Linked DNA regions of Homo sapiens: region 1 is linked to region 2. Evidence: chromatin loops called from intact Hi-C (ENCODE). Cell type or tissue: heart left ventricle. All regions are shown on one strand. Each heading gives the region's core, and the rest is flanking DNA. Links, peaks and the distances in the headings are about the cores only.

Region 1 (7,628 bases), core at 2,629-7,628, 570 kb after region 2:
ACCCTCCAACTCTCAGTGGTTTAAAACAATAAAATAAAAGAAAACCCTGTATATCTCTACTCACAACATCAAATGTGTGGATTTTCCACACCAAGCAATTCTCCAACTCTCCTGACAGCAACTGGATGTCCTACAATTCAATTGTGATATTATCCACACACAGTGGGCACAGACGCCACACATTACATGCTCAGTTACACAAGTCCCGGGCCTCTGCTACTTCTGACCAACTTGGCAAAAAATCAGGGGTTTCCACAGCCACCTCCTCGTGTTTGATAATCTGCTTTAATGACTCACAGAACTCAAGAAAACACCTTATTTATGTGTGCTTTTATTTATTTACTTAAATTTTGTAGAGACAGGGTCTCACTCTGTCACCCAGGCTAGTCTCAAACTCCTGAATTCAAGGGATCCTTCCACCTCAGCCTCGTGAGTAGCTGAGACTACAGGTGTGCACTACCACTCCCAGCTCCTAACTTATGATTACTAGTGTATTATAAAAGATACAAATGAACAGTCCAGATGAAGAGGTACACAGGGAAAGGTGGGAAAGAGGCATGGAGCTTCCCTGCCCTTTCCAGATACACCACCCTCCCAGCACCTCCATGCCTGGAAGCTCTCCAAACCCCCTCATTTAGGGTTTTTATGGAGTTTCCATTATGTAAACATGATTGAGTCAATCACTGGCCACTGGTGATCAGGCTCAATTCCCATCCCCTCTCCTATCCCTGGAGGTGGGGTGCCTGGAGCGGAAAGTTCCACCCCTCTAATCACATGGTTGCTACCTCTGGCAACCAGCCCCTCTCCTCTTAGAGTCACCCCAGTAGCATAAGCTCATGGTTGAAAGGGCTTATTATGAATAGAAAAAGATGCTCCTCCTACCAGTACCACTCAGGAAGTTACAAGGGAACTAGGGACTAACACCAAATACATATTTCTTATTACATCACGATATCACAAAAGGTTAATTTTGCTCACACTATATGCCCATAAAGGGTTAGCTGCGGGCTGGCTCTACTCCATGTCATTCGTTTTTTTGAAGACAGAGTCTCACTCTGTCGCCCAGGCTGGAGTGCAGTGGCGTGATCTTGATTCACTAAAACCTCCACCTCCCGGGTTCAAATGATTCTCCTGCCTGAGCCTCTCAAGTAGCTGGGATTATAGGTGTGTGTGTCACCATGCCTGGCTAACTTTTGTATTTTTAGTAGAGATGGGGTTTTCGCCATGCTGGCCAGACTGGTCTCAAACTCCTGACTTCAGGTGATCCACCAATCTTGTCCCCAAGATTCAGAACATTTTTTTCCAGGCCAAAGGCCAGAACCGTGACATTTACTATGTCATCCCTGACCTTATAGCAGAGAAATAACTATGGAGACCATGATCTTCACTTGGGGCAAGAAAGTCCAACATACTAATTCCCTGAGAAGTCTCAGATGCCCATCTGGGATCACCCCCCACTACCATCCCGGGGCCCATGAAAGGGCTGGGGGCAGGAGAGGAGCTCGGGGAAGGTGTGCCAGGTAATTTGAGGGGGTAAGAAGCTGCCATCACAGAGTCCTGCTTTGGGTACTTTCTTCCACCTTGGTGCTTTCTTCCACACAAGAGGAGTGGGAGCCGAAAGGCAGTTGGTCTGGGGAAGGATGGGAAGATTGAATAATGAAGTGAGACTCGGTCTAACAGGTGCATGACCCAGAACCTAGCCTGTACCTGGTTCAGCCACCCACTCTGCCTCCCACCTCCAGGCATGTGTCCATGACAGCTAGAGGGGACTGCTCAAGACATGGAAGATGTCCTTCCTCCTTAGAGAACCTTCTCAGGACAGGGCCTTGGAGCCAGGGCCATGGGGAAGATGAGCACGAGTGCAAGTCTTAAAAATAGAAACGTGAGTCATTCTCTCATCATTCAACAAATATTTCATTATTTTGATTCACCAAGTATCATTGATCAGCAAGGAGCCCAGAACCATGATGGGAACTGAGGGATGTACAGACGAATCTGAGAACGAGCCCCCACGCTCACCAAACCTTCAGCCCAGAGGGCAATATGACACACAGCCAAACCCAGCATCCAGGACCCAGAAAAGCTCACAAATGGCACAGGAGCAGTTTGGTGGGAGGCCAAAGGAGGAAAGGACTAATTCCTGCTGGAGACCCCAGAGCCTTTCCTGGCGAATGTTCAGCCAAATTCATGGCCTCTTTTGAGAGGAGCTGGATAGGACCAGTCTCTCTTGGAATCTTTTTCTCTAAGGCAGGCTGTCCTGCTGGGAGGAGAAGGAATGTGAAGATTTTCCTAGAATTTCACTGGCAGCTGTGTTCTGGGGAACAGGGCTAATAAAGTGTTTATAATTAAGGAGCGTGATATAACAAAAAATAAGTATTTGGCTCATGTCCCTAGTTCTTCATACACTGTTCCTAAAACCCTTGGAATCTCCATAATGATAAGAGTGACTTTTGTATGCTAATGAGATGACAGGTGGCTGAGGGCCCCTGGATAGTTTCAGGATGGGGTCTCCTTGCCAGAAAGCCCAAGGCATGATTAGAGGGTTGGGACTTTCAGCCTCATCCCTAAACCTCTGGGGAGGAGATAGGCGCTGGAGAGTGAGTCCAGCCAATGGCCAATGATTTAGTCAATCATGTCTATGTAAAGAAACCTCCATAAAGTCCCTATATGACAGGATTTGGGGAACTTCCAGATTGGTGAACGCCTTGAGGTGCCGAAAGCGTGGCTACTGGGAAGAGGGCGTGGAAGCTCTGTGCCCTTCCCTCATGCTCTGCCTGGTTCAGCTCTTCCATCTGGCTGTACATGAGTGGTGTCTTTTGAAATTAACTGGTAATAGTGAGTTAAATGGATTCCTGAGACATCTGAGACATTCTTGCAAATTTTCAAGCCTGAAGAGGGAGCCTGTGGAATTCCCCAACTTTGTAGCCAAGTCAGACAGAAATGTGGGTGACCCGGGCACCCAATACTTGCAACTAGTGTCTGAAGTGAGGGCAGTCTTGTGGGACTCAGTCCCTAAACCTGTGAAGTCTAGAATTGAATTGAACTGTTGGACATTCAGTTTGTGTCAAAGAAATGGAGGATTCATTGATGTAAGCAAAAAACCTGCCAAGACAAAGGTTCATACAGCAGGTGTTGCCACCTTTTCCACGTCAATGAGCAAAGCCACGTGCAGGCTGCCCAGGCCCAGTTTTCAGGAGTGCAGACACTGAACAGCGTCATCAGCCCCTCTCTGAGTCACATCCAGGGGTGCACCCAGGAGCTGCACTCCCAGCCTCTTTCTAGGCCCTGTGTCTTTCCATCCTCTGCCATTTTCTCCCCCGGGCAGCCAGATTTCTCTGCTCCTTTGTCTCTATTTAGTCCCATAACCAGGTTAGCCTTCTGGGGTTAGCTCCAACTTTTCATCCTTTCTTCTAGAAATGTGACTGTCCTCTCTTCTACTCAAATCTGATAACCTCTCCTTCCCAGGAATATGTCTCTTGCTTCTTTCCCTATTCAAACCAATAGGTAGCTTCAAACAGAAACTAAAGTACCATAGTCTCCTCTTATCCAGTGTTTCAGTTAGCTGTGATCAACAGAGGTCTGAAAATATTAAATGGAACATTCCAGGAATAAACAATGTATAAGTTCTAAATTGCACACTGATCTGATAGCATGACAAAATCTCTCACCATCCCACCTCATACCGCCAAGGACATGAACCATCCCTTTGTCCAGCATATCCATCTTGTATATGCTCCCCATGTGGGAGTCACTTAGCAGCCGTCTTGATTATCAGGTCTAAAAAACATAGTATGTATAGGGTTTGGTACTACCCATGGTTTCAGGCATCCACTGGAGGTCTTGGAATGTATTCCAGAAGGATAAGCAGAGGACTTCTACTATTGTTTCTTCCTGAACAAGAAGGCTTATCAGAGCCGAAATTTTTCTAGTTGCAAGAAATAGGAGCCTGTTCTAATTCACCTGAGTTATGATGGGAAATTTATTTCAAGGTATCACATTGTCTCAGACAATCAAAAACCAAGAAAGATCATTAGATGGCAGTTAGACCACAGAAAGACAGGGACCAGAACTGGAAAACAATCAGAAATCAAAGCCACTACTTTCTCAGATTTCCTTCCCAGATCCTTGGGGTCACAGAATTTCTCAGCATATGTCATTAAGGATCTTCTTTCTCCCCACCACAATGGCTTTCTCTACTTCTCTGCCCACATGATAAAAGATGGCCCCACGTAGAGCCCAAGATTGGCAATGCTTTAGCTTGAGCAACCATCTGAGCCTGAATTGGACCACCGAATTCTCATACCAAAATCCCAAAGAAGGAAACTTATTCCATGCTGCCCACATAGGCTACAAAAAAACTATGAAAGAACTATGACCCAGAGAGGCCATCATGTAACACCAGCTTGGCTGCGTCGAACGTTGAAGGAACAGTTCTTAGAGAAGGGGAGCACTCTCAGGAGAGGGTAACCCAGAACTCTATGACAGCTGAGCTATCATAGAGTTACAGCACTAAGTCAACCTACAGAGAACTGGGCAAGGCCACTTGTGTGGGGATAGAGGTGTTTGCAGCAAAGAGGGCAGTGCAGAACCTGTCCAGTCCTTCAGCCAATATTTTAGTGTCTGGAGCAACTTCCAGGAGCATCTAGAGATGTAGAGCGGCCAGCTGCAAACACCTGGGCTGGCACTGGAAGTGGACAAGTGGGAAGTACACCAGGAAGCCACTGAGCAGGAAGAGGAAGATGTTTAGGAACTCTGTCTGGGGATGGTTGATGACGGGCGCCAGCACCAGTAGAGATAAGCCAGGAGTGTGATGGCGGGAATGAAGGTGGGAACCTGCAGTGGGCACGGTGGGGATTTGGCCCCTGAGACCCAGATGATGAAGGGGGAACAGGAGGTAGTGTGTGGTCCACAGGCTCTGTCCCTCCTGCCTGCCTTCCTGTTGTTTACACCTGCAGGCAGCTCCTCTCTTCCACTCCCTGCCATTAAACTTCGCCTGGACCAGGAGAGCCACCTGCTGGGCTACTGGAGGCTCTCCAGGGAGCAGAGCCTTGGGAGCCAGCATTCTGCTCTCTGTGCTGTGTGAACCCAAGTGTGTGCACGGATTCTCTCTGCATCTGTTTTCCCTCCGAGTCCTCAAGAGGAGAAATGAGTCCCTGGCAAGCAAAGTTAATGCCTTGTGATTCAACTGTCCCTCCAGCCCCAGAAAAATATGGAAATTCTCTACCAAATATAATGATCGTGGCAGCCCCGTACAGTCTTCTTCTTGGCTCTGAATGAGGCTGTGGCCCAAAGACCTGCCTCACGCAGGAGCCTAGGGTTGGAAAAGCCCAAAGTCTGTCTCAAAGTCTACCTTGCAGACTTCGTAAGACCTTACCTTGTAAGGTGGGGGCACAGGCATGTGCCACCACTCCTGGCTAAATTTTGTATTTTTAGTAAAGACGGGGTTTCACCATGTTGGCCAGGTTGGTCACAAACTCCTGACCTCAACTGATCTACCCACCTCGGCCTCCCAAAGTGCTGGGATTACAGGTGTGAGCCACCGCACCTAGCGATCCTCTCTTAAAGAAAGAAAAAAGAAAATCTTGGTAGAATCTCAAGGAAGCCTGTGCTGTCTTCAGGGACAGCACACCCACAGCAGAACCCCCACCCCCACCAACAACCACCTATCATTTCCCTCTGGGCTGGTGGCATGGTGAGCTGGGCCACTGAGCACCCAGACAAACCCTTTGCTGTGCCCTCCCCAGTGCTTGTAGTTGGGTGGCTGATGTAGGTCTGATAAAAACTCCTAACCCTGGAAGCAGGGTCCAGACCAGGTTATCTTTGGAGATGGTCAGTGCTGGGAGATGTTGGGTCCTACTTGGGATGGACCATTCAGGAATCCTCATTCTGCAGAGACATCCTCAACCACATTCCCCAGTCTCAGCCTAAAGTCCCCCTAAGCTCACTATGGATTTGATTTTGTTCTTACCGTATACTGATTTTATTCTTTCTTATAGGAAAAAAATAAAAGAAAAAACCCTTGTATGTTACTTACTGTTCTTAAGAGAGTCGCATCAAGCACAGTACAAGCTGTTCCAAATTAATTAGCCTATGACAACAGAGAAAGAAAACGGGCAATGCTTAAAAACTTCTTCTGGGCCGGGTGCGGCAGCTCACATCTGTAATCCAGCACTTTGGAAGGCAGAGGTGGGAGGATCACTTGAGTCCAGGAGTTCAAGACCAGCCGGGGCAACATAGCAAGACCTCATCTCTATTTATTTAAAATAAGTATATAAATAATAATTTTAAAAACTTCTGAGAACTCCCTCTGCACCCAGACATTACGCTTGCCTGCTGCCCATTGACCCTGCTTCAAATGAGATCATAAACTGCATATCATAACAGCCCATCAATTTCTGCCCTTGAGAAAGTAATAAATGGGGTCAGAACATGATTATTGTGCCTGTGCAGATTGGTTGTGGCTCTGACCTGCGTTCAGTAGAGATCATGTTAGGCCAGAGTTCAGAATGCAGACCTCGACCATAAAGGAAAAATCGTACCACAGCCGGGGGCTACACAGGTAGCGAGAATAATGCCTGAATATTCCTTAACATCATCTTAGCAACAGAATAAAGGAAAAAGAAAAAAGGAAAACTGACAAAGACAGCAGAAGCCTTTAATGTGTCTGTCTCTTGGTAAACATATGTCTTACTGAATTTTTAGAAACAGGGCAAGAGAGGAGAGAGCCATGTTTAATTTTGGAAACACGACTGGGAAAGCATGGCTGAAATGTAGATGCGTGTTCAGGGGACCTGAGCCTGGGCTTGCAGAAGTGTGCATGGGTGTGTCTACATCTATATGCACATGTGAGTGTGAGTGTGTACACACAGGGGTCTCCAGAGGTGTGTGCACATTTATGACTACATGTACTACACATATGTGTGTATATAGTGGGAGGGGTCCAGGGGTGTGCATGCATGTTTATGTACACATGCATGTGTGTGAATGTGTACACACGGGGGCTTCAGATACCTGATGTGGGAGGACCGTCTCACTTGCCTTATGAAGTTCACGGTGGTACTGAAACTTCCTGGAATGCCCAGGACCAAAGCCACAGCCATGGTGAACATCAGGGCTGGAGTTGGTATGGGACGATAAATAAGAGCCATTGACAGAATTCAGGGCTGGAAAGCAGAGCTGAGTGTCAAGCAGGCCCCAGGGGAGCCACAGGGAGCATCTCTTCCCCGGTCGAACACACTCTGGACACCAGAATGACCAACCTAACAGTAACTAGTCACCACAGCTTCCAGAGGTAGGTCTCTGTGGTTCACCTGGGGTAACCAGGTCCAGGGAGGAGAGGACACAGCAGGTATGGATGGACCATGGAGAGGAATATGGGATTACTGTGGAGACTGTTTTTTTGGTTTTTTTTGTTTGTTTGTTTTTTGAGATGGATTCTTGCTCTGTCGCCTACTCTGGAGTGCAGTGGCTCGATCTCGGCTCGCCGCAACCTCCACCTCCTGGGTTCAAGTGATTCTCCTGCCTCAGCCTCCTGAGTAGCTGGGATTACAGGTGCCCGCCACTACGCCCAGCTAATTTTTGTATTTTTAGTAGAGATGGAGTTTCACCATATTGGCCAGGCTGGTCTT
Region 2 (11,188 bases), core at 3,825-8,824:
TGCTCTATGGGGACAAAAGAAGAAGTAGGAATCCCAGTTAAAAGGCCACAGCTGTGGTCCAAGTGACAGAGGTGGTAGCTTGGAATAAGATGCTAACTGTGAGTATGGTGAGAAGTGTTCTGGACTCACGATATGTTTTGAAGTTAGAGCCAATGGGATGTGCTGATGAACTGGATGTGAGATGTGAAAGAAAGAGAGGAGTTAAGGATGATTCTTCAGTTTTTGGCCTGAGCAACTAAGTAGATGACAATGCCATTCACCAAGGTTGAAAAATGCCTGGAGCAGAGGGAGGCTATGGGGTTGCAGGGACAGCAAAGCAAAGTAGTCTGATTTGGTGATGTTGAGGTTGCAGTTCCTATTAGACATCAAGTGGAAAGGTTGAGAAGGCAATTAGATGTTCAAATCTGGATTTCTGAGTAGAGATTTAGGCAGGGGATAAGTATAAATGTAAAAGAGTGATCTACACATCCATTGAAAAAACAGATCATGCAACTTTTTTTGTAACATAAATAGGCTGCGAGACTTGCTGCCCATTTCAGGGGGAGAATTTACGTGGAGGAAAATAAATGCCAGAAATCCATCCGCCTTGTCCAGAAGGACCAGAGACAGAAGGAGGAGTATGCAGAAAAATCCGGGGCTGAGATTGGCAGGTTCTAATATGTTGGAAATTTGGAGAGAAAGGCCAAAAAGAAGAGGCTTTTGCCTTATTTCCCATTGCAAATTCTGGATTAAGTTCCTTGCAGTCTACTGGGTCACCAACATGGTGGCAACTGTATCAAATTCAATCTATCTTGTGCTGTGTGCTAGCGCTAAGGGAAGCCCAGAAATGTGGGTTATCTTCTCTGAGCCTCCATGTTTCCTTGTAGCATGTCTGGGACCGAGACTTTCTTGCAGGCCTTCACGGGGGGATTCTATGGCAACCGAGTTGGGAGCCAGAGAGTCTGTGTGGGCCACATGGCAAGTGGCACAGTGACCCTGCAGCAGTAACCACACAGGTGGACCTCTTAGGTTGGAGCTGGATGAGGAAGGCAGCAGACCCTGAGTCAGACAGGGAGGACAACCAGGAAAAGAGAGGTAAAAATTGCAAGCTTTGCCAACTGCTGGCCTCGGCCACCAAAGCGAGCTAGGCAAGCAGTGGCCAGGCTAAGGGACACTGCCTTGGAAACCGAAGCTCACCAATGCCTCATGTTCCTCCCTCCTCACACACCAAAATGCCATGTGGGGTAAGATAAAGGGCAAGGGAGGAGGGCTGAAGGACAGGGCATTTAGCTAAAGAAAGTCTTCAATAAAGGAATCAATTTGGAATTATTGAACTGAACCAAACTTTAGTTTTGTTTTGCCCCATTACCCAGTGAGTAGGAGTTCATGTGGAATATCAGATCAGTTTTAGGAAAATAAAGAAAGAACCATGCCTTTTTTCAGTGTGGTTAGCATGGATAAACTTATTGTTGCATGACACATTAGTCAAATGTCCAATCCAGTGCTGTTTAGCAAAAAACAATTTTTTTTTTTTTGAGACACGATCTCGCTCTGACACCCAGGCTGGAGTGCAGTGGCGTGATCTCGGCTCACTGCAACCTCTGCCTCACAGGTTCAAGCGACTCTCATATCTCATCCTCCCAAGTAGCTGGGACTACAGGCACAAGCCACCATGCCCGGCTAAATTTTGTATTTTTAGTAGAGATGGGATTTCACCATGTTGGCCAGACTGGTCTTGAACTCCTGACTTCAGGTGATCCACACAACTCAGCCTCCCAAAGTGCTTGGATTACAGGTGTGAGCCACCGCACCTGGCCAACAAACAATTTTTGAGTGCCGCCTGTCACATGTTCTGTGTTCGCTGAGGAATTAATGGGCTTCCCATCATTTAGCAGGAGCCCATCATTCAGAAGCATGAAAGACACCCACCTTGGTATTAGAGTGTTGTTCAGGACAGTCCAGGGAGGAGTGCCAGGCTATGGGGCACACCTGTGGCTGAGTGTCCCTGCACCCCAAAGCTCTCTGAAAGGGGCAATGCACATGAAAAACTTCACGTCCCCAAAATATGAGGTTCAAGTGGAAAAAATTGTCACCATGAGCCTGTATCACTTTTTAAATAAGAAACACAAATACACAAAATGATAGAGCCACAGATTCCAAGAGTGATGAAACTGGAAGAGATTTTGGCACTTTCTGCTCTTGTCCCTCATTTAACTGACGGGCGCACTGAAGCACAGCAAAGAAACCTGATGCCTTCTTGTTCACACAACAAACCACAGGTGGAGCTGGGACTTGAAACAGCGCACCGCTCCTCAGCAATGGGCAGAAATAAGTCAATTTTAAGGAGATACTGCAAAACTAACTGAAGCACACAGATGTTAAGGAGATAAACTTTAAATAGAAGAACCTCTTTTTGGTTCTCTGGGGCTGGGACTAAGTTGAAGACACATGGTCTAGGAAGATGTGATCAGAGGGGCTGAGCACCCCGCTGCCACTCAGAATTATGGGACCATTCACAGAGGCGTTCTGCTCCCAAAGAGGCAGAAGTGCCTTCTGTGCCCTCATGGCTCTTTCCCCAGCAGCATTAGCCTGGCTGGATTCACTGGAGGAGGGCAGGGTATAAATGGAACTAATACTTGGAATGCTAGCTCCCTTAAGCTGCAAACTATAAAATGTGTACTACCTAATTATTTTGACTTAGGACTTTTTGTTCTTATTCTGCTGAGATACCTTCTCTGTTCATAATGTGGGACCAACCTGCAGTTACATGTCAACAGGTACAATCTTGCAAAGAATCAAAAAACCAGAGCCCTGGTTGCTTCCTTGACTCTAATACTAACTTGCTCTAGAACCTTTGCAGTGTTCTTTAACCTACCTGGATCTTTCTTTCTAGGCAATGAAGGTATTAAACCTCACACTCTCCACTAGACTTCCAGCTCTGCAAACCTGGGCTTTGATGAATGATGCAAGAGCTGGCATCCCACCTACCCTGTCTTAACTGTAGAGACAGCAGACAGGACAACAAAACCAGCTGCCCCCACTCTTGGACTTAATTCTTTGGCCTTCAGGAAATCTTGGCTCTCGCTTCTCTCCTCAATGTCATTCATAGCCCTTCAGTGTTGGCCTTGTGGGCTGGGAGCGGTAAGGAATGGTAAGCCAGGAAGACTTGAGAACATTTTCCCTGGCGGTCAGGAAAGCACATCAAAAAGGACGCTGTTTTCCTTCTTTTCTTTCCTCTGTGCTTCCTTAAAACTGAAGTGAATGACATCACAACAACACAAAGTTGCCAAGACATACTCTACAAAAATGTCCTCACATGGTTACATTTTCTGCAAATTACAGCATTTGGAGTATAAATCAGAGTAATTGTTTAAATCAGAGTGACTGTTGAAACAGATTTCCAGTGATCAAATCAAAAACGCAATCATTCTTGCGGTTCCTCCGGTGCTTGGAGCCCCACGTACTTCTGAAACTGTCGGTTGTCAGTTACAAGGAGTGTTTACATTAACATACTGCCCGAACAGAGAAAATATATATTTTAAGAAGAAAATGTGAATCCAGGGTTACAAGAATGTTTCTGAAACAGCTAAGTCATCTTGTTTCAAGTAAAACCAGATGTTTGCATCAAGAGAAAGCCAATCATTTCTTTTAATTATGCTCAATGGCCAGGCCACCAAGAATACCCACATGTGTACACATAAGCCGGTGGAAATCAAAGGCTTTGTGACAGAGAAAGCAATCAGCAACTTCCAGACCACCAAATGGCATCCCAGCACCAGCTCTGGGCACTGTTTGAGCTCCTTCTCTAGGAGAGCACTCGGTGAGATGAGACTTGCTTCCCCCAGCGCCAACATCTCATGTCCCACCTCTGTCCCTAAAGAGTCCAGCACAAGGCCAGGGGTGAATTCCCTAGTCAAGATTCAAGATTCAGGGTGAGGGTCAACAGAAAAGGAACCTGGACAGTTAAGCTGTCTTCTTAAATGCCTTCCCAGGCCACTTCTCTATCAGGAAAGCCTCAGAAATATCTTAATGCTGAAAGAGGTGCAGTGGGGGCTCATGCTCTAGCCTGCATACCCAGATGGTAGAGGAGCCTGAGTTCATGGGAAACTTACCTGCTAGCTTGGCCTACACTCTGAAGCACTGTGGGGGTTTGATGGCACTGGTGGGAAGTCACACTCCGGCAGGTGGGCAGAGGGGATGGCGTTGGGGATGTCCACTTCCCTCTGATGGCTGCTGGGCTCAAGTCAGGGAAAAAGCCCACTTTCCAGTGTGGAGACTCCAAGCACAGTCATCATTGCCTGCTACGGTCTTCACTGGTGGAGCACAGAGACTTGGCACTAGAAAGACTCCGTTGTCAAAACGTTCCCTGTGAAAAGAAGAGAGTGGCCATGGCCCCAAAGCTTCCTCCCTGTACAACCACAGTGCCTGAGCTTTCCCTAGGTGGTAGTTTTGAATATTTGTTCCAAAAATCACTGCAGAATTATACTGCAGTGTTTCTCCTAATAGTAGTGCAAAAACTTAACACACACTTTGAGTCTGTTCCCCGAACCACGTTGTTTAAGCACGAGCTTCACAGTTTTTACTATCTACTATTATTGGTTTTAAGTTAAAATGCCTTCTTTTCTTGTCTTTTCTATTTTGTTTTGTATTATTTTTACTTAGATTATTTAGTCTTTTCCTAAGAAAAATTATTCATGAAATCACAGGTAAGGTATGCTAATTGTATATATTTGTAATATGTGTTAAATACATAAGCATTAAAATAAAAATATTTATCTATGTTTTGGCTAAAATCATTTCACAAAACACTATCAGTACTTGTCCATGGTTTTGGGAAATGCCACTTGAAGATATTTTGTAGAATTATAGCATTTCTTTCAAACCTTTCATCAGATTCCTTTAAATGACACAGCAATAAGCGATTTTCAAGGCAGTAACACTGATCCATGGCTCTGGGAGCACTGGAGCCAGCTCTCAGCATATTGATTGGCATCGGGGGGGAAGTAAGCCCCTGCTTTGTTCTGCCTCATTATAAACAGTGGCCATTTCCTATCAAGAGAATAAGGGAGGGACATCTTCTCCAGGATGCATTGTGAGGGTTGTAGACAAGTACTCAGATATGCATGTAATGTTTCCTCCCTGTCTTCATTTGTGCCCCCAAATTTCCATGATTATTTCTGTTTTTCTCAAAATGGTTCCAGCATAGGAAGTTTTCAAGGAAAGTGAATCCTGTATCATTATTAAACTAAGAGCTCTGCTTTGAACTTAGCCCAGAAGTCAGACCCACGTCTGTGGAGCAGGCATTTGCTAATCACTTCTTGGCTGCGGTTGACTGGTAATGTCCTCAAAACCAAACCATCATGGGGATTCTTGAAGTCAGAAGGGAAGCAAGTTGTTTAAAAATAAAACACTCCCTACTTTGGGCCCCCAACTCTATAAGATAGCAGCTTAACAGTCTAAATGATTGTTTTGAAATGTGCTTTGACTCCAGTTTTGCTAAATGTTTACTTGGGTCTTTCAACCTCATTGATTAAATATCCTGACTTGATTCCAGGCCAACCAATCCTACCATGTAACAGTGGAGTTCCCTTGCCCGATGTGCTTCATGCATGGTGCACTGTACACTGTTACTTCATAGCTCGGAAACTTCATCTGAAGGGCCATTTCTGAGACTCTACTCATTCATTCATCCATTCAACCTTTTAACACACAATTATTAAGCACCTATTAAATGCAATGGTCCAAGATAATTTGCTATGGGAGATTTGAAGATGCATTGACCATGAATATGAAACCTCTAACCTTGGAGAGACTTCAGGTCCATATTTCTGCAGACAATTGACCTTTATCAATCCCAGGACAATGCTAAGGGACATTCAGTCCCCCTTTGATTTACTAGAAATAAATCTCAGAACAATGCAACATGCTCTTTAAGTAAGAGTTTTTTTTTTTTTTTTAAATCACTTATCTTGCCTCTTGCAAGAGGTTGAGTCAAATGCTGAAGGGAATTTAACTAGAGTCTTAATTGGAAATGCAAAGAGTTGCTGATACCATCAAAAAAGGAAGAAGCTGAGGGAAGTGACAAGACAAGCTCTTCTTTCTAAACATCTGGTCCCACTCTCTCAACAGCTTCATAAAACACTGTTCAGAGCCGGCAGATGCATCAAGAGTACCTGGCATACAGCTACGTACCCTGAAGCAGGTGGACCTCATCAAACTTTGGCTACAAAGTAGTTCCCTATTAGCTTGCCCTTTGATTTACATTCTCGCATGAGAGTATCTCCAGGCAACGCATTTGAACAGCAGAGGCCTTTGCAGAAAACTCACAACACATGTGAGTTTTTTTTTAACATGTGGGATGCTACTCCACCTGGGGGTAAGGCTCACCTTTTGAGAACAAGAAGAGGGGAAAATCTGGACAGCCACAAGCCAGTCAACAAACCCAAATTGGATGCCGTGGCTGCAGTGAAGTATAGAGCTCACCACCAGAGGGCAGCAGTGCACACAGACACAATGTAACCTCCACATTGGAGGAGAAAACAGGTGGAAGAGGAATTAGCAATGTGCCCAAGGCTCACAGTAAGTACACACAGATGGAGGCTCAGAGCCCTGGCCTCTTACTCCCAGCCAGTCCTCCTCCACTTGCCCCCAAGGTCTCAGGAAGAGGTCATTGTGGATGGTTAGGCATCTTTATTTTACAATTGAAGTTGCCTGGTCAGACCTTAGCATCTCCTCCCAGGGAGCATGAGAGCCCTCAGCAATTCTGAGATGCTGGATGCTCTAACTTTTTTGACCTTGACCCATGGTAAGAAATACATTTAACGTTGCAAGCCACTTTTAGTATACTGTCTATCATGTGCAAAACAGCAGCACATTTTTACAAAGCAATACCCTTATTTCTCAATTCTGTCTCTTTTTTTTAATGCTAGACAGGTCTTCATCCACTACTCATATCACACTCTACTAATTGGTCACCAGTGCTGATTCAAAGGGTGGCATGGAGAGTGGCCCTTCAAAGAAAGTAGGCTGCCCCAGTCCTCTGCTCTGTTATCCCTGGATGCTACAGGCCCTGCAAGAGCTTAGGAGGGGTCTAGGGAGCTGAGCTCCTCCCATCTAAGAGGGAGAATCATGGCCCAGGGAAAGTACCATAGATAACCTTAACGGATAATTTAGCTTCATTTTGCCTATGTCATTCCTTCATTCATTCCCTCAGCAAACATTAACTCACCACTGAGAGTTTAGTCCTGTCCTTAGCCAGCCCCTGCCAGGAGGTGGTGACATGTGGTTTTAAACATCCACAGCCTTCTCCCGCAGCCTACAGGTCCCAAGACCTCTGTGGGTCCTGATCCTGAAGTTTGTGTGAAGGAGAAGATGGGAAGAGTGAATGGGGAACAATCTGAGGCAAGAGGACCAGAAGATGCTCATGGCTCAGGGGCTGGACCAGGCAGAAGCTGCAAGGGGAATTTTCTGACTAGAGGCTGGAATCTCAACACATGGGCTCAGAAACAGAGGCTCCATGACGCTTCCTCCTGCCGCCAACCCATGCACCTCCCGACTCAGAAGCAACCCCCCCGCCATGGGGCACAGCTCATAGATCTATTCTTAACGTCTTTCCTGAGACTCTGCCAAGTATTTCACTTGCTCAATTTCATTCCCTTGCTCCCTGCATGTTATTTTATGAAGAAACTCAAACGAGGAGACATCTATCAATTATCAACCCCCAAGTGATCCTAAAGCCCTGCTTAAATGCAAGGGCGAGATTTTAAATCTAATTCCCTGATGTCTGGGGTGAATTCCTGGTGAGGTCCCACAACTAAACAGAGAGCTTCCTGCCTCAATTCTGGAATTCATCTCTGCTAAGGGAAGAAAATGCATGACAATAAAAATCTGCCAAGCCCTAAAGCTAGGGCTCTGTCCTGAGGATGCTAGCTCAGCCCTCTAGCTTGGCACTGTTCTCTCATCTCCCATCTGCAACTGTAGCCCAGAAGACAAAAATGACTCAGAAGAGAACTGGTTCATTGCAAGTGATATTTATTGGGTGTCTACAGGTTGCAAAGCAGTGAATTTAGCATCAAGGAAAATAAGAAGATGAGTTATACCCAATTACTTCTTCAAGTTTTTCCACAGTTGGGTAGAGGAGGTAAGATAAGCCTTGGCTTGAGTAGCAGCCCTCTGAGAACCCATCCCTCTCTCACCCAGGGTACTGGGCCCTTTTTTGACCATGCTTCTTCCCTGAACCTGTTCTTCGCTTACCACATGAGATTGTATTTGTTGGCTCACCTGTCTGCTACTCAAGTAGAATGCCATTTCCTTATGAGCGGTTTGGAGTGATGCTCAGCTACTGGCTTCAAAAAAGAAGGAAGGGGCCGGGGCCCCAGGAATACAGGCACTTGAAGGTGAAAAAGGGAAGGGAATGAATTCATCCCTGTATTAGCTTGTTCTCGCATTGCTGTAAAGAACTACCTGAGACTGGGTGATTTATAAAGAAAAGAGCTTCAATTGATTCACAGTTCCTCAGGCTGCACAGGAAGCATGGCTGGGGAGGCCTCAGGAAACTTACAATCATGGCGTAAAGTGAAGGGGAAACAGGCACATCTTACACAGCCAGAGAAGAAGCAAGAGAGATCGAGGTGCAAGGTGGCTACACACTTTTAAACAACCAGATCTTGTAAGAACTCACTCACTATCACAAGAACAGCAAGGGGGAAGTCTGCCCCCATGGCCCAATCACCTCGCACCAGGCCCCTTCTGCAACATTGAGAATTACAGTTCAATGTGAGATTTGGGTGGTGACACAGACAGTTCAATGTGAGATTTGGGTGGTGACACAGACAGTTCAATGTGAGATTTGGGTGGGGACACAGAGTTGAATTACATCAGTCCTAGAAAGGAATACAGCCTTGCCAACACCTTACTTTTAGCCCAGTGAAGCCCATGTCAAACTTCTACAGAACTGTAAGATCCATGTGTGTTTTTTGAAGCCAGCAAATTGTGGTGACTTGTTATAGCAGCGATGGGAAGCTAAGACAGATTTTGGTCATTTTCTTTGAAACAAGTACTCGTGATTCTCTTCTGTGCTTCAGGGGAGACATCACCAGGTGAGACAAAGGTGACCTTCTCTTGGAAAACCAAGGCCATAGGAAGAATTGTCTGGTTCTGTCCTAGCTGGGAAGGAATTGGAAGCTGGTTCTTTAAGGGACAAAGAGAAGAGGTCTGCCTCCAGGGAGTGGGATCCTGAGGCTGGAGGGTGGAAGGGGTCCCTATCCCATTTGCACACAGAGTTGGAGAGCAGTTGGACCTGCCAGAGGTGCCACGGAGATGTGGCTAGGAGCATCAGGGCTGAGCCTACCCTGGAAGTACCCCTTGCAGAGCTCGGCAGAGTAGGAACAAGGCTGACAGTGGAGCCAGCTGCCTTCTAATGAACCACATGGCCTGGGCAAGAAACCACAGCTGTGCACCATTCACATCTGCAGCTGTGGCCTCTTCCACACTTCTCCTGAATCACAAAGCCCTGAGGTTCTCATATGACAGTGAGGGACAGGGAGCCGCGAAAAGCAACAGATATTAGACATCAACTGTGGTAAAAAGAGTCCTTCTACTAGATTTAGTAGTGCTGTAGAAAAACAAAGAATTACTACCTTTTTGTAGGGGGATGGGGAATGTACACCTGATACATAGTGCCCTCTGATCATCACAGGTGTGAAGTCCTGGCTGAGCAGTGCCAAGCTGAGCCCAGGAGTGATGGTAGGTACAGGGGTGCTGTGCCTCCGGGGTGTCCGGAACCTGCAATGCTGCTGCTCATACCCACACTTGCCTTTCTCCAAACACCAGCCCAGGGCACATCATCGAAGACTCTGAATAAATAAAGCAGAGCAGAGAGTGGAACTCAGTTCTGACTCTGAGCCCTGATTGAGCTTCCGTCATTCTAGAGCTGTGCCTTCTCCAGGGTTGTAAGCAGCATCAGGGTGCCAGGGAGGCCTGTCGGTCAGCAGCCCTAGCTGGCCCTGCCCACATGCCCATCACACCAGGCCATTCTGCTGTTCTGGTGCCACTCTCACCCCTAGGGAAGCCCAGTGCGCGGTCCCCACCTCCTCTGCATGTTGGCTACCTTCTCAGGATGCTGTCTCATGGGTATGTGGGCATCCGCTGCTGCTCACAGAACCCTCGGACCATCCTCCTGCCCCACCCACTGCCAGAAATCTTTTTTTGGATTAAAGGAGAAGGAAGATGGGAAGTCCCTCTGTCTTCATGTTTCTTCCAAAATCTGTCTCCTTCTCTCTCATTTTCTTTCTCTCCTCAAACCTTCCAGACAACCAGCACTATCTTTTCAATAGTTTCAGACTCTTTGGGAATAAAATCCAGGAAGGAAAGTGTATCTTGCAGCAACTTTTGTTTTTAAGCTAACCACAAACACCCCCTGAGATAAGGATGCCCAGGGCCTCTAACTGCTTGAAAAAGGATGGGAAACTGGGAAAATACAGGGAAAGGTAAAAACACCAAATCATATGTTGAAAAAGTTACCCTGACACAATAAAAATAATAGCTGTAATTTCTGCACCCACTTTTTAAATAAATCTTTCTTGAGTGCCCTCTCTCTGCCAGCATCATAGGGTGCCCCAATGCAGTGTTCCTGCTCTGGCAGTCTTTCCTGCTAGGACCGGGAGCCAGACAGCACGCATAGCCAGACAGCACACATAAACAAGAAATAAGAAAACATCCCACCATGGAAAGGGAATAGAGGGCGCTCTGATGGACCAGAACTGGCCACTGCATTTAGAGGGGGCATCACACCCCTCTGGCGTTTAAGCTGAAACCTGAATGGGAGGAAGGACACATAGATAGACCCTGCGCTGAACACCTGTGATTGTCTTGCTCATGTATCCTCCCAGCCTACCTGCAGAATCTACATCCTTATCTCCATTTTGCAGATGACGAAACTAAGGTTCATAGAGATGAAGTTTCTTACCTTAGATAATACAGCTGACCACAAAAGAGCAAGAACCGGACCTGGGGTCTGTCTAGCTCTGAAGCCACAATCCCTTTGAAAATACTAGGAGGGGGAGGGGGATCAGTTGCATCCCTCTTGGAATTTTCCCAAATGTTCTAAACAGAAATTGTTTTTTTCCCACCAGGTGCTGACATTTCAATCTTTCCTCCCTAGTCCACTGGAAAAGGCAGCCGTCCCCCATGTGAGAGGATAAAGTTGTCC

The links. A loop is a pair of places that touch in the nucleus more often than their neighbours do. Peaks named below come from ENCODE experiments on the same cell type or tissue, not always from the same donor. Only the 100,000 strongest peaks of a DNase experiment are listed, where the experiment ranks them.
Region 1: a loop joins it to region 2, with 3 times the contacts of the local background. A loop is called at or near these places in 3 of 110 quality-filtered maps.

The regions. Positions count from the first base shown.
Region 1 is chr2:20,393,573-20,401,200 of GRCh38, reverse strand. It overlaps the pseudogene SLC7A15P. Among named protein-coding and RNA genes, the nearest start is that of PUM2, 47 kb to the right of the region's middle. In heart left ventricle, for the core only: a CTCF peak has its summit at 5,004 (motif pointing left); a DNase peak (open chromatin) is centred at 5,017.
Region 2 is chr2:20,958,431-20,969,618 of GRCh38, reverse strand. No RefSeq gene overlaps it. Among named protein-coding and RNA genes, the nearest start is that of APOB, 80 kb to the left of the region's middle. RefSeq lists an enhancer at 6,516-6,565. In heart left ventricle, for the core only: CTCF peaks have their summits at 6,260 and 6,466 (motif pointing right); a DNase peak (open chromatin) is centred at 6,471; H3K27me3 peaks cover 3,407 bases.